Linked DNA regions of Homo sapiens: region 2 is linked to region 1. A link is a contact called in ENCODE Hi-C or POLR2A ChIA-PET data. All regions are on one chromosome and are shown on one strand. Each heading gives the region's core, a stretch centred on a gene start or an enhancer-like site at or near the end of the contact. The rest is flanking DNA. Distances are from core to core; before and after follow the strand shown. Region 1 has its middle 19 kb from the start of PKDCC. Region 2 overlaps LOC105374531 (a long non-coding RNA gene).

Region 1 (6,511 bases), core at 1,786-4,285:
CACAAGGGAGGCCTTGACCTTGTACACTGCTCTGTCCCCCAAAACAGAGCCTGGAGGAGTTATCCTGGCAATAGCTCAGGCTGAGGTAGACAAGTTCAGCCCCTGAGGAAGCCAGAATTTTAGAGCCCCCGTGTGTCTCCTGAGTGTATGCTGAGATATAGACAGATGTAGGCATTCTATTTCTAACAGAAAGAACTTCCTTAAAGCCAACTCCCCCTCTAACCCTAATTCTCCCAGAGATTTGCATCCCACATATGATCCTGACCCCAAGCTCAATCCTAAAACCATCCCTCACAGGAACTCCACACCAGTCTCAACCCAAACACTTCAAAATCACTGAATTTAATCCCACACATTTATCCTCATCCAAATTCTAAACCTTACTCTCACCCCAAATCCGGACTGTCACCTTGATCTGCATCACAAACCTGACTACTATAGGTATCTGTTGTGAGGTGAGAATTAACAAAAAGGAAAAGTTAACATGTATTGTACAGTTATAAGGTGTTTGCAGTATATAAGGCTTTTTCTATTTATTGCCATATTTACTTAATAGCAACCCTATGAGTTAGACATTACTATTATCACCATTTTACAGATTAGAAAACCAAGGCTTAAAAAGATTAAGCTAGTTACTCAGGTAAGGCGCCTCTAGCCTGGGAGGTGACTGCTGGAATGATCTACTCCCACCAGCAGTATCTTGCAGAGTGAATAAGAGGCTTCGGCTAGGAGAACTTCAATCTGCATAGGGAATATTATGGCTGCCGTAGAAGCCACACCAAGCCCTGTCAGATGAGATCCAGATGGGGTCTCTGCTCAGATATCAAGTGAGAGTTGGCCCTGAGGATTCAGAGCCCGGAAACACACTGCAGAGTGACACAAGAATCATAGCACAGATAGGCAGGATCGAATCCAGAAAAATCACCCCAAAGCTAGTTAGCCCCCAGCTCCACAGAACCACCAAGGATCCCACAACTGCAGTCCCCATTCCACCACTTTGGGGGTCCTCTTTCTAATCTAACTGGGCTCAGCTAATTTTCCAAACCTCCCTGGAAAAGCAGCCAGATAAAATGGCATTCTAAATCACAAGTTCCCCAAGCCTTCCAGTACACAGTGAGGAGAGTCCTTAATCAGGACAAGGATGACAACCTTCTAAGCACAGTGTTTACCCCATGCACACATGCACAGATGGGCTTGTTCATACATTCATACACTGTCCTGGTCGGGTCCTCTCCAGTGTCTTTTCTCTGCCCCAAACCTTATGGTTTCTCTAGTACAATGAGGAAAGCCCACAGCAGGTCTACCTCCTTCATCCTAGAAGACCTCACTCAGGGGCATGCTGGCCTGCAAGAATCCATGGACATCAGCAGGTCTGGCCAGACTAGAAGAAAGGCATCTACTCTCTGGAGTCCTCCATTCCTTCCTGGGTCAGGCTTTGAGTCAGGGTTTTTATGGCCAGGATATCTGTCCAACCATGAAGGACCACATCAAGACACGCTCAGAGCCCCGACCCATACCACTCTCCATCAGTCTGGAAAATGTGATCCAGCCAGGACACCCTGGATGCAAAGAAACCTATCCAGAGACCAGCAGAGGGACCTAGCCTATGGCCCGAAGCGCTCTGGCTTAAAAGCCAACAGAAGTCCCTCATGGATACTGGAGACCGGCCTGCAAGCACTGGACTTCTTGCCCACACAACCCTTGGCCCATGTGTTGCATGTTGGCATGACTTACAGCCTCTCCCAAACCAGGCTGGGGACCCCAAGACAGCCTGGGTTTACCTCCTGAATCCACCTGCGTCCAATCCCATCTTGTTCTTCCTCCTCCTACCTCCCACATTCATCTCCCTCTCATATCCAACCTGAGCATTCCTTTTCTTCTGCCCTCATCCTCATTTGTCATTTGGGACCCATAAAGTGGAGTCAGTAATAATAATAAGTATAATTGGCTCCTGGAGGAGAGAGGTGAGTGGGCGAAGCAGAGTAGACCTAGAGGAGGGAGAAGACCTGAAGAGGGAGATGCAGGGGCTCTCATGGAATGGCTCCCTGGTTGTCTTTGTCTGAAACTTAAGAGCCAGGAATCCATGTCTGCAAAGAGATGGTGGCCTGTGACATGGAGTCTTCCCAAGCCCTCCTGTAGAAATTGACAGCTCTTAGGGCTGGGAACCCACCATGCCCAGATCCCCTCCCGATTCCACAGATGCAGATAAAAGAATAGAAGTAACCAGCTCCCAGAGGGGTGGATGCAGATGTGGCCATCAGCACCCCAGATGTGGCTCAGCCATGGTCGCCGCCAGGGCTGCTGTGACTATGAACAGGAATGTAAACCCAGATGGGGGTGGGGATGGGAGCTGGAGGGGACAGAGCTGTTTCGGGGCTCCAGGAAGAACACAGCTCTGGGAAAGAGAGGGGTCTTGTGTCTGACTTCATAAAAATGCTCAGCCTGTTCCTGGGGAAAATAGATTGCTGCAAATAGATATTCCACCCTCATCCACCCGAGCTTCATTACCCCGTTCTAATCTCTCCTCCAACTCCTGCTGCCCATCCTGACCTCAACTTCATTAGGACCCTTCTCCACTGGTGGCCAAGGCAGCCTCTTTGGCCACTTCCTGCCACGGAAGGGAGGGCAGCAACAACTGCCTCCATCTCTGGAAAATGGAGGGAAATGTCAGTTTCGGCCTGGCAGGTCAGCCTCTGTCCTAAGCCTCGCTAATACCCAGCATTCCAGGCACCATAAAGATGAAGGGTCCCACAGCCCTGCTCACCAGCTCCTGCACATAAACACCCCCATTGATAAAGCTCCCTACACCATTGCACACGAGGCCCATTTACTTTCTACTTTGTTTTGAATTTTCATCTCAGGAGAAGCTTGCAAATCGCTAACAGCAGGAACTTTCCGGAAGTTGTAGAATATAATCAGTGCATTCTCAGATTTGTCACGCTCAGACAGAGCTTCCCCAAGGAGTCACCTATCAGGGAGCAGAGGAGGCAGGAGGCTGAACGTAGCCAACAGAGCCTGTGATGGGAAGAAGCCAGGGAGCCTGGCCCAGCCCCTGCCTCTGGGTAAGCTTGGCCTGCATCCTGCCCAGCCCCCATCTGGGTCCTGTTTGTGAAAATGAGGTGAGCAGCCCACACTCTGCTATTTTGGGAGGATTAGCTATCTCAACATAGAACATCTTTCCTGGGCAGGAAGTTCTTCTTTAAATATAGCCTGAACCCCTCCTATTGCAGAATCAGTCATTTCCTATGGTCAGGCCTCAGGAGAGGGGAGGTGGAAGAAGACAGCTGTCCCTGTCCTCCGCTAAGGAGCCACAGCCACAGTGCTGAGCTTGCCAAGTCCCCCAACTAACACACTTCTTGTCTGCATGCTACATAGACCTATTCGCTCGCAGAGTGCAGCTCTCAGATCAACCTGCCTCTGAGTGGACGGCCTAGGACTGGGTTTTTCAGCAAGACCCTGTCTCTTCGTGGGGATCCCTAGAGAAGGCTTTCTGCAATGACCTCTTTTAGAAAAAGTAATCCTCTTCTTCCAGTCATCTCCAATGAACCAAACAAATACTTGTCTGCTAGGTGCTTCATATATATATACAGAGAGAGAGAGAGAAAGAGAGACAGAGACAGAGTCTTATGTTGTCACCCAGGCTAAAGTGCAGTGGCATGATCACTGCTTACTGCAGCCTCCTGAGTAACTGGAATCACAAGCACATGCCATCAAATCCAGCTTTTTTTTTTTTTTTAAGAGATGAGGTTTCGCCATGTTGCCCAGGCTAGTCTCAAACTCCTGAGCTCAAGCTATGCTCCCGCTTCAACCTCCCAAAGTGCTGGGATTACAGGCGTGAGCTACTATGCCCAGTCTTTATATACTTTAGCACATTTAATTTCATCTCTACAACCCTACAAGTGAGAAAATACCACCAACATCTTGAACGTGAGGAAACCACCTGAGAGAGAGTAAAAAATTTACCTGAGGTTACAGAGTTGATAGATGACAGGGCCAGGATAGGAACCCAGGTCTGAGCCCTCAACCTACACTTTCTCCTCCCACCTGAGGAGACAGGAGGGCTGGACCTGACATTCGCTGAGTGGGCAGAGGAAAGAGGAGGCACACATGCAGTCACAGTGCTCAGCTGAGACTCCCCTGGCTGCCTTCCTGACAAGCCAGCATCTGGGTTCACCCCAGCTCTCACACCTTCTCACAGCCCAGGGAACAGGATTTCAGCAGCCCAGCAAGGTCAAAGGGCAGCCAGAAACATTGCTTCCTCCTTTATCTTAAGAGAAGAAGGAATCGCTTTTAGACTTCCACCTGGAATTATAGATTTAGAAGGATTATTCATGTCAGATGGGTTTAAACAAAGGAAGGCTTCCAGGAAGAGAAGAGACTATGGCCAGTTTTACAAAGAAGTGAAATTCTCTGTGGCAGAAAGCAGGGAGAAGCAAGCCCCAGAGCAGAGAACGGACCAAATCAAGTCTGGAGAAGCAGGCCACCCTCGTGGGGAAGGGCTGGGGCGCCAGAAATGGACACGCACACGATGTGGGGCTCAGCGGGCCATCTGCAGTTCTCCCATCCCAGGGCCCAGAATCCGGATCCCCTGATCCCCGAGGGGGTCGGCTGCAGCAGCCCTCCTCAGGCAGTCTACTCCACATTCCTCACATTCTTTACGCTCAATTAAGGAGAAATAATCAGGGGAGCAAGCAGGCCACAGCAGGATGGCCATGCCCCACGCCATTGGGATCACGTGTGCAGAAAAGCCCCGCAGACCCCAGACCAGAGGGGCCTTGGGGGGAAAAGGGAATCAAGCAGCGAGGACAACGGTGCCCCTCTGCGCTCCACAGAGACAAAGGAGAGCGAAGAAAGGCAGGCAGGGGGGAGATCAGGAAAGAAAAGGAGAGGAGAAGGCAAGGTCAGAGCAAAGGGAAGATGTGCAGCCCAAAGCCCTCAGCCATCGTTTCCTAATCATGCCATTGCTTCACCGCAATCACCATCCATCACCATCATCAAATGCCCTTTGAGACCCAGGGATGCTCAAAATGTTACCCGCCTTCATCAGTTAGTGGCATGTGCTGATTAAGTGTGTCATGGGAATAGGGCCTCTCTGGGGTCTTCAAAATACACTGTCTTTAGTCTGCAGGGGGATGCCATTCTTGGCCTCAGTGGAACATGCTTATTTCCTCCTCCTGGACCCAGTGAGTCTGATCAGCCAAGCAAGCTCCTACTCCCTCAAGCCTCTGTCCCTGGGCTGCCTCCCTCCCCATCTCCAGAGCCTTCCAGACTTCCCCAGTGCCCAGCAGACCCAGAGCCTATTTCTGGGTTCCCCCTTCAGTCCCCAGAAGACCCAGAGTCTCTTTCTGGGTTCCCCTTTCAGTCCCCAGCAGACCCAGAGTCTCTTTCTGGGTTCCCCATTCAGTCTCCAGAAGACCCAGAGTCTCTTTCCAGTTTCCCCCTTCATCTGGTACATGTAACCAGCGCAGCTTTTATCATGCTGTTCTGTAATTGTAGGTGTTTATATCTTTATCCCTACCAGAATGAATAACTAAATGAATGATCATTATTATCTACTGAGCATGTTCTATGTGCCAGGCACTTGTTAGCCCTTGAGAGATGACCTCATTTAATCCTTTTAACATCCTAGAGGTCATTCATATTATTATACCCAATTTACCCATGAGGAAGTTGAGACTGAGAAAGATCAAGTAACTTGTCCACAGTGACCCAGCTAGTAAATCAAAGAAGGGAACCTTGAACACAGGATTGTAAAATGCCAAAGCACATGCTATTATTCTGACACTAAGGTACCTGGGGACAGCACCTTAGCCTTGCTTACCACAGCATGGCAAAGAATAGGTGCTCAATATATGGGATGGCTGGCTGGCTGGATAGATGGATGATGTGTGCTCTGAAGAGTTTCAGCAGTGGAGCTGAGCCAAAAACTCTTCCCACCTCCTTTATGATCAATGAGTCAAATTTGTGAAAGGATTTGTTAGACCAAAGACAAATGTTATGCTCTTTGTTGAGTCTCAGATTATGACTACAGGTAGGGCACCATCTGTGTCCACTTAGGTCTCAGGATGTGGTCAGAGATGAGACCCAATTGATCATCAGGGTGGGAATCAGTCTGGGGCTAGGTTAGAGGATCAGTCTGTAGCTGGTGTAAGTTGGAGGAAGAGAACACATCTCTGCCAAGCTGACTTGGAACTGAATAGAGAATGGAAAGTTCTCAAGCCAGAGACCTTTGTTCCTGGACATTGAGGGCGGAGAGATGACATGTGTGAGAGTAACTTGGTGTGGGTGTGTGGGAGAGTGTGGACCAGAGGACTCCAGGAACGAGAGTGTGGGGACGGACCCACTAAGTGTGCACCATGTGATTTTGAGTGCCACATACATGAGAGTGCATGGTGTGGCACATGTGTGTGCTGTGTGTGTTGGGATGACAGAGGCTGGGAAGGGTGTGAGAGAGACAAGCACACACCTGTAATAACATTGGCTTCAGACGCTAGGAGAGAAGGAATTCCCC
Region 2 (6,511 bases), core at 1,809-4,308, 58 kb after region 1:
ACCCAATCCTTAAATAAAAGAAGATTTGGGCGGATTCTGGGGCTCCAATGTTGTCACCTGGAGCTGGTCTCTCTCCAGCCTTTGGCTTCACTTCCTGTGTATTGGTATTGGTTTTGTTGTCAGACATGCTCTCCCATGCAGGCAGATGGCAGCAACAGCTCTAGCAGTCATTCATCCTTCCACATCATCCCCAATTCCAGTCCAGCGAGAAAGAGCATTTCCCTCTCTCCCAGCAGCTCCAGCAAAGGTTTTTCCGCCTTTTGCAAGCTTTTATTGGGTTAGATATCCAACCTTTACTAAGATCACAGGAATGTACTGTTCTGATTGGTCAGGCCTGAGCCCAGATCCAAGAGTTGAGTAGACTCTGTAAGCACATGGGTGCAGTGTGCAACCCGGAATAATTCTACAAAAGGAAATTGATGTAATGTTAGCAAAAGAAGGAAGAACAGATGCTTGTTAACCAAAAACACCAAATATCTACCGCACAAAATGGAGAACATTGCTGCTCTCCTGAAAGACGGAGATGGGCCTGAAGCACCAACTCTGAGCTATTTTGCTCCTTCCTGCTGCTCTCCTCTGCCCTGGAGGCAATGCTTCTAGCTTCCAAACACAACATGGTCCCCCAAGGTTTGTGGCTCAGCCACAGGACCAGTGTGAACAGATCCTAACCAAACCCCAGACCAGGCGATGGCTGGTGTGGTCCAGCTGACTCCAAGTTGTTAGAACCATGAGTCCCAGCCTGAGTCCCAAGAGTTGCAGGATTGTTTATCTTTGTTGGGGAAAAACTGTAGCCAGAGCCATAAATCACTGCCCAGCTGGATGGCCTCGCTGAAATGTTTGTTTAAACAATGAAATCTCCTGACGGACTGAAAATATAGGATGGATCACCCTGTCCTTCTCAGGCCCAGTCTTGCAGGCTGGAGCCCAGGGCATAGAGAGTGACTCAGAATTGGCTCCCCTCCCCCACTCTCCACCCCTCCCACCCCCAATATCAGCCCCAAAGAATGAAGCCACGGCATAGCTAATCCGAAACAGCAGATAATGCGAAAGCCATGTCTATCAATCTTTGAAATGCAGTCTCTGGAATGGTTCGCATTGGACGTGCCTTCCTGATGGAAGTAGCATTGCTTGGCTAATATGAACAAGAGGATGTGGAAGGGGCAGCCTCTGAAAGAACACTGCATGGAGCACCGTGGGGAGATCTGGCTCTGCCCTGACCACTGTTGGGTGTGGGCAAGTGACTTCCACTCTCTGGGCCTTGGTTTCCTCCCTTGTTAGATGAAGGAGTTAGACTTGGTCTTTGTGCTTCCTTTCAGCCCTTGCCTGCTAAGTGAGGTGGCTGTGCTTTTATATGCCCCAAAGAAAGACCAGATAAACAGGAGCAGGCAGGGGAAGAAGATGGGGAAGAAGAATAAGGAGGAGGGTTGTTGAATTAGATGAATTCCCACTTAGGGAGGCCAAGGCAGGCAGATCGCTTGAGGTTAGGAGTTTGAGACTAGCCTGGCCAACATGGTGAAACCTCGTCTCTACTAAAAATACAAAAATGAGCCAGGCATGGTGGCAGGCACCTGTAATCCCAGCTACTCGATAGGCTGAGGCTCGAGAATTCTCTTGAACCCAGGAAACAGAGGTTGCAGTGAGCTGAGATTGCATCACTGCACTGCAGCCTGTGTGACAGAGTGAGACTCTGTCTAAAAAAACAAACAAACAAAAAAAGAATTAGATGATGCCCTTGCAGTCTCTTCCTGCCCTAGGATGTCTTCTTCTGAGTTCTCTGGCCCTTCAGAGAAGGAGAGAGGGGAAGCTGCTTACTAAAGGCCCCATTGGCAGGCCCATAATCAGGAGCCTGGTACACTCCAAGGAGGTCACAAAGAGTGTTCCACTGATTCTGGGATGGGGGTGACATGGACCAAGTCAGACCTCAGGACGGGCCACTGCCCAGGCAGGACCTAGCTTCTGGGAGCCTATCTAGGCTGATGGAGATCAATGAGGGGAAGGGAGGATCCAGAGGTACACAATCTTCTTCTCAGGAATTTCCTACAGGAAAAAGGGCAGCAGAGACCTGACCCTTTCCAGTGTGGGGGCTGTGACCTTGGCTGTGCCATAGGAGCCATGACAGGCCTGAGATAGAGTATGTGAGCTGGGGTATTGACAGGTCCTGTCATTGGTTTGCCAAGTATTTTCAAGAACATATGACCTGTCACGTACAGTGGGAGGCACAGGGAATGCAAAGGTGAATAAGACCAGGGTTCTGTGAGAGTTTGCAGTGGGATATTCCAATGGGGCGAGCCATGGGATTTGCAACAGGGATTGCAGAGGAGATTGGGAAAGGATCGTAAAGGCATTTGTTAAAAGTTCCAGGAATGAGGTGTGAAGGACGGCATGTGGTCTTTAATTAAGACCTGCAGTGGAGGCTATGATGGGATTGCCTGTTGGGGATATAATGGGATGTTTTGGGGTTGGTCCAGCAGCCGTAAAATGGGAATATAATGGGAGTGTGTTGGTAGATATAACAAAGTATGTGTGGGGTGGGGGTCGATAGGATAATCCATTGACAGAGCAGCCTTTCCTGACAGCTCAGATGAGATCAGATTCTTCCTGTTGATATGGTCTCATAGTATCATATTTATCATCTATTACACTTCCCACAATTGAAATGAGTCCATTGTTTTGTACTTATTTGCTTAATGTCTATCTCCTTTACTAGGCTGTAAAAGCTGTCGGGGCTGTTGCCATGGAGGGAGGCATGGGTGTTGCTCACTACTGTACCCCATTCTCCTCCCCGCCCCAACACACAGCCCAGGACTGGGCACATAGGAAGCTCTCAATCAATAATCACTCATGGAAAGAATGGATGGAGACAGGATCTAGAACTAGCTTAGCTCCATGATCATCAAGGTGGTCAAGCCCCCTCCCCAAATCCAGACCCAAATCCTGCAGGGTTGCTCAATGTCCTCAGAATAAGTAACGGTTTTGTTATTGAATCTGGAGACTTTGGTTTCATTTGAAGGGAGGTGTTGCCATCTGGTGCCAAATTGGAGAAATACACTGAGAGAAAGTTCCTTCTGCTCCAGTTCTAGCAGCCTCCACTGACTACCCGCCCGGTGACCGTCAGCCAGCCTTCAGCCCCAGCTGCACAGAAATCAGTCCCATCTTCTCCCACTGCCTCGGGAAGTCAGGCAGCAAGAGTTCAGAAAACAGAGACCATGCAGGCCCTGTGCTGGACTACCCCTTCATCAGTCCCTCCAGTCAGCTCTCAGGTCATCATGGGCGCACCCTCACTCCTTCCTAACTTTGAACCCAAATGCTCATCCTGAAAAGCAGCAGCCCAGTGTGGGAGCAGGAGCCACAAATGAAGCTTTGATTCCACAATTAACATATGAGAAATTTCTCATCATCCGAGATTTTATTTTGGTCAATCCAGTTGACCCGCTCTGGATGGTGGGCACTGATGGAGATTTTGGAGACAAAAGACTTGTTTCTATATCATATCCTGTCATTGGCAGATGAGTATATTCCCCAGAAGTTAACTTTTTCCTCCTCTTTCTCTCCTCTGTCCTTGCCTTGAAAGCAAACACCGCTTGGCTCACACGACAATGGGGCCCAGACTTTTTTCAAGTCCAACATTGAAATCAAGCTTACAAAACAGAGAAAATGGAGATTTAATCTGCAATATAAAAGGATGAATTGCTTTACAATGTGAGTCACTACAGTTTCACTGATTCAACAAATATTTGTTATGCTCCTACTGTGTGCCAGGCATCTTTCTAGCCACAAGGAAATCAGCAGTGAATAAAACTCCAGCTCAAAGGGGTCTACATTCCAATGGAGCATCTCTCACCATGGAGCTCCTTATCCTGTGTCCTCTCCTGAAAGCAGGAGCAGCATCAGCACCCTCCTCACTACCTCACCTAGCAATATGCATATGACATCTTAACAAGAGGACTGAACATTGAAAGGACGGCTTCACAGGAACACAGCTGCTCTATAAATGGAGTGTATATTTAAATTGTCTTTATATTTTATGGAACATGTTTTATTTGCATTATGTCACTTGGGTGGGGGACAGTGGCAGTGCCCCAAGGCCATCTCATAGAAGCATGCCAGCTGAGTACAAACACTGCATTCACTAAGCAAACCCAGATGCATGGCAGCTGCCTTGTTACTCCCCAGTCAGACCCCTAACACATTTTTTTAACTTATTGTCAAAAGAAAAACTTTTGACAAATTAAATTTAACAGAACTTATTTTAGCAAAGAACAATTCATTAATCAGGCAGCACTCAGAACCAGAAGAGGTTCAGAGAGCTCCCTTTGTAATGTGGGCAGTGAGTACTTTAGAACAGGGAAGTAACTTAAAAAAATAGCTTGATTAATTACAGCTAGGCATTTGCTTTATTTGGACGTGGTCTGGTCAGCTGTCAACCTATGATAGGCTGAAGTTCAGCTGCTTGTGACTCGCTGAAACCCAGCTATCTGTTAGAAAAAGTATAGTAGTTAGATTTTAGTACCTACTAAGTTAGGTCACAGATCATTACATAGAAACTCAATGTACAAAGACAGGGTCCAGGGCCAGGCACAGTGGCTCATGCCTGTAATCCCAGCACTTTGGAAGGCCAATGTGGGCGGATCGCTTGAGGTCAGGAGTTAGAGACCAGCCTGGCCAACATAGCAAAACCCTGTCTCTACTAACAATACAAAAATTAGCCAAGCATGGTGGCACGCACCTGTAATTCCATAAAACAAAAATTAGCTGGGCATGGTGGTGTGCACCTGTAGTCTTGGCTACTTGGGAGGCTGAAGCGCGAGAATCGTTTGAACTCGGGAGACGGAGTTTGCAGTGAGCTGAGATCACGCCACTGCATACTACAGCCTGGGTGATGGAGTGAGACTCCGTCTCAAAAAAAAAAAGAAGAAAAAAAAAAGACAGGCTCTAGGCCAAACTTAATTTAACACTATCAAATTAGAAAATATATTTTTGCCTATGATACTAGTCACAACCAGAGATATTAGGAGAGATGAGCACTCCTTATGTATTGCTGCTAGCACTGAAAATTGTTAGAACTACTAAAAATCAATCTGACAATATATTTAAAAACCTTGAAAAATATTTATACATACGGATTTAGTAGTTCTGAAGACATCTATACTACAAAATAATCTTAAAGATTTATGCACAAAGATTTTCATTTTAGCATAATTTACAATAGCAAACAAATTGAATCCACAAACATTCAACAGAGAATTATGTTATATTGGTATGATGTAAAAGTAGGCAGTCATTAATAATGATGTCACAGGCCGGGTGCGGTGGCTCATGCCTTGTAATCCAAGCGCTTTGGGAAGCCGAGGCAGGTGGATCACCTGAGGTCAGGAGTTCAAGACCAGCCTGGCCAACACAGTGAAACCCTGTCTCTACTAAAAATAAAAAAATTAGCCGGGCATGGTGGCCCACACCTGTAGTCCCAGCTACTCAGGAGGCCGAGGCAGAAGAGTTGCTTGAACCCAGGATGCAGAGGTTGCAGTGAGCCGAGATCATGCCACTGCACTCCAGCCTCGGCAGCAGAGTGAGATTCTGTCTCAAAAAAAAAAAAAAAGTCACAAATAATTTTTTGTGACATGGGGGAAAATATGTATCAAAAGTAGAACGCAAAATCTTATACATAATAAATTCATATCTATTTATTTAAAAAAAAAAAAAAAAAAGGTAAAAAAAAAACTAGAAGGAAATTACCAAAACATTGAAAGTAGTTAACTGTTGCTGGCCCCTAACCCATTCTATCTGGGAATTCTGAGGTAGTCATGGCCAGGGGGTATGTCATGGGCCATGTATGAGTTGTCATGGCCAGATGCTCCAGGGTGGAGCATCTCTGGGTGTTCTTCAGCAGAATGCTGCCCCCTAGCGGGCGGCCCACATCCTGGGCAGCTCAGGAGTCACTGGATTTCCTCGCGCTCCCGCGCCACCACTCTACTGTCACCCAGCGCGGCCCAAGTCAGCCCTGCCACCAACGCCCGCCGCGGTCGAGAAAAGGCACCCCTTAGCATTTATGGCTCTATTAATTTTCCAAAGGGTGGCCCGATTCTTTTAATTTCACTAGAGCCCTTTCTCTTCAATGACTTTTAAAATCTTCCCCCCGGGGCAAAGTTGAAGGACATAGAATACTACCCACTCATTCCACCTTAAAAGCATCTTCTGGAGCACCTTCAACTGGTACCCAGCATCTTGATCCTTCCCTACCTCAGGGTTAAGTGCTCCCCCACCAGAGCAGTTAATGCCAAGAGAGACTGTCCACAACGTCATTCTCCACCTTTCTCAGTCAATTGTGTCCTCACCACTGATCTCAAATTTTTGGTCACTGTTCCTCCCAGAAGACCCACAATATTTCATCCTTGTATCCCGCAATTCTTACCATGGGTGATAACAGTCAGCTTCCCTAGGGAACACTTACTGTAAATAGGCCAGATATGTGGAAAGATCTTAAGTTATTAATACCAATAAATAAAATAAATCA

Evidence for each region. A loop is a pair of places that touch in the nucleus more often than their neighbours do. ChIA-PET counts read pairs that join two places held with the same protein, here RNA polymerase II (POLR2A). Pooled maps may share reads with other maps.
Region 2: a map of GM11168 shows a loop between it and region 1 (2.1-fold over the local background). The contact joins two enhancer-like sites. A Hi-C loop is called at or near these places in 3 of 168 maps with a recorded cell type or tissue (GM11168, astrocyte of the cerebellum and endothelial cell of hepatic sinusoid) and 2 of 50 pooled maps. POLR2A ChIA-PET finds 5 or more read pairs at or near these places in 1 of 52 experiments (AG04450).

Annotation. Positions count from the first base shown.
Region 1 is chr2:42,025,721-42,032,231 of GRCh38, forward strand. No RefSeq gene overlaps it. Among named protein-coding and RNA genes, the nearest start is that of PKDCC, 19 kb to the right of the region's middle. RefSeq lists enhancers at 2,812-3,111, 3,132-3,421, 3,442-3,631, 6,471-6,511 and a silencer at 4,052-4,151. Within about 2 kb of position 3,036, at least 8 of the 41 ENCODE cell types and tissues checked have a DNase peak (open chromatin) inside an H3K27ac peak, as active enhancers do.
Region 2 is chr2:42,083,618-42,090,128 of GRCh38, forward strand. It overlaps LOC105374531 (a long non-coding RNA gene), which reads right to left. Exons shown (of 2, transcript XR_940001.1): 2 at 1-403. Among named protein-coding and RNA genes, the nearest start is that of PKDCC, 39 kb to the left of the region's middle. RefSeq lists an enhancer at 2,933-2,992. Within about 2 kb of position 3,059, at least 2 of the 41 ENCODE cell types and tissues checked have a DNase peak (open chromatin) inside an H3K27ac peak, as active enhancers do.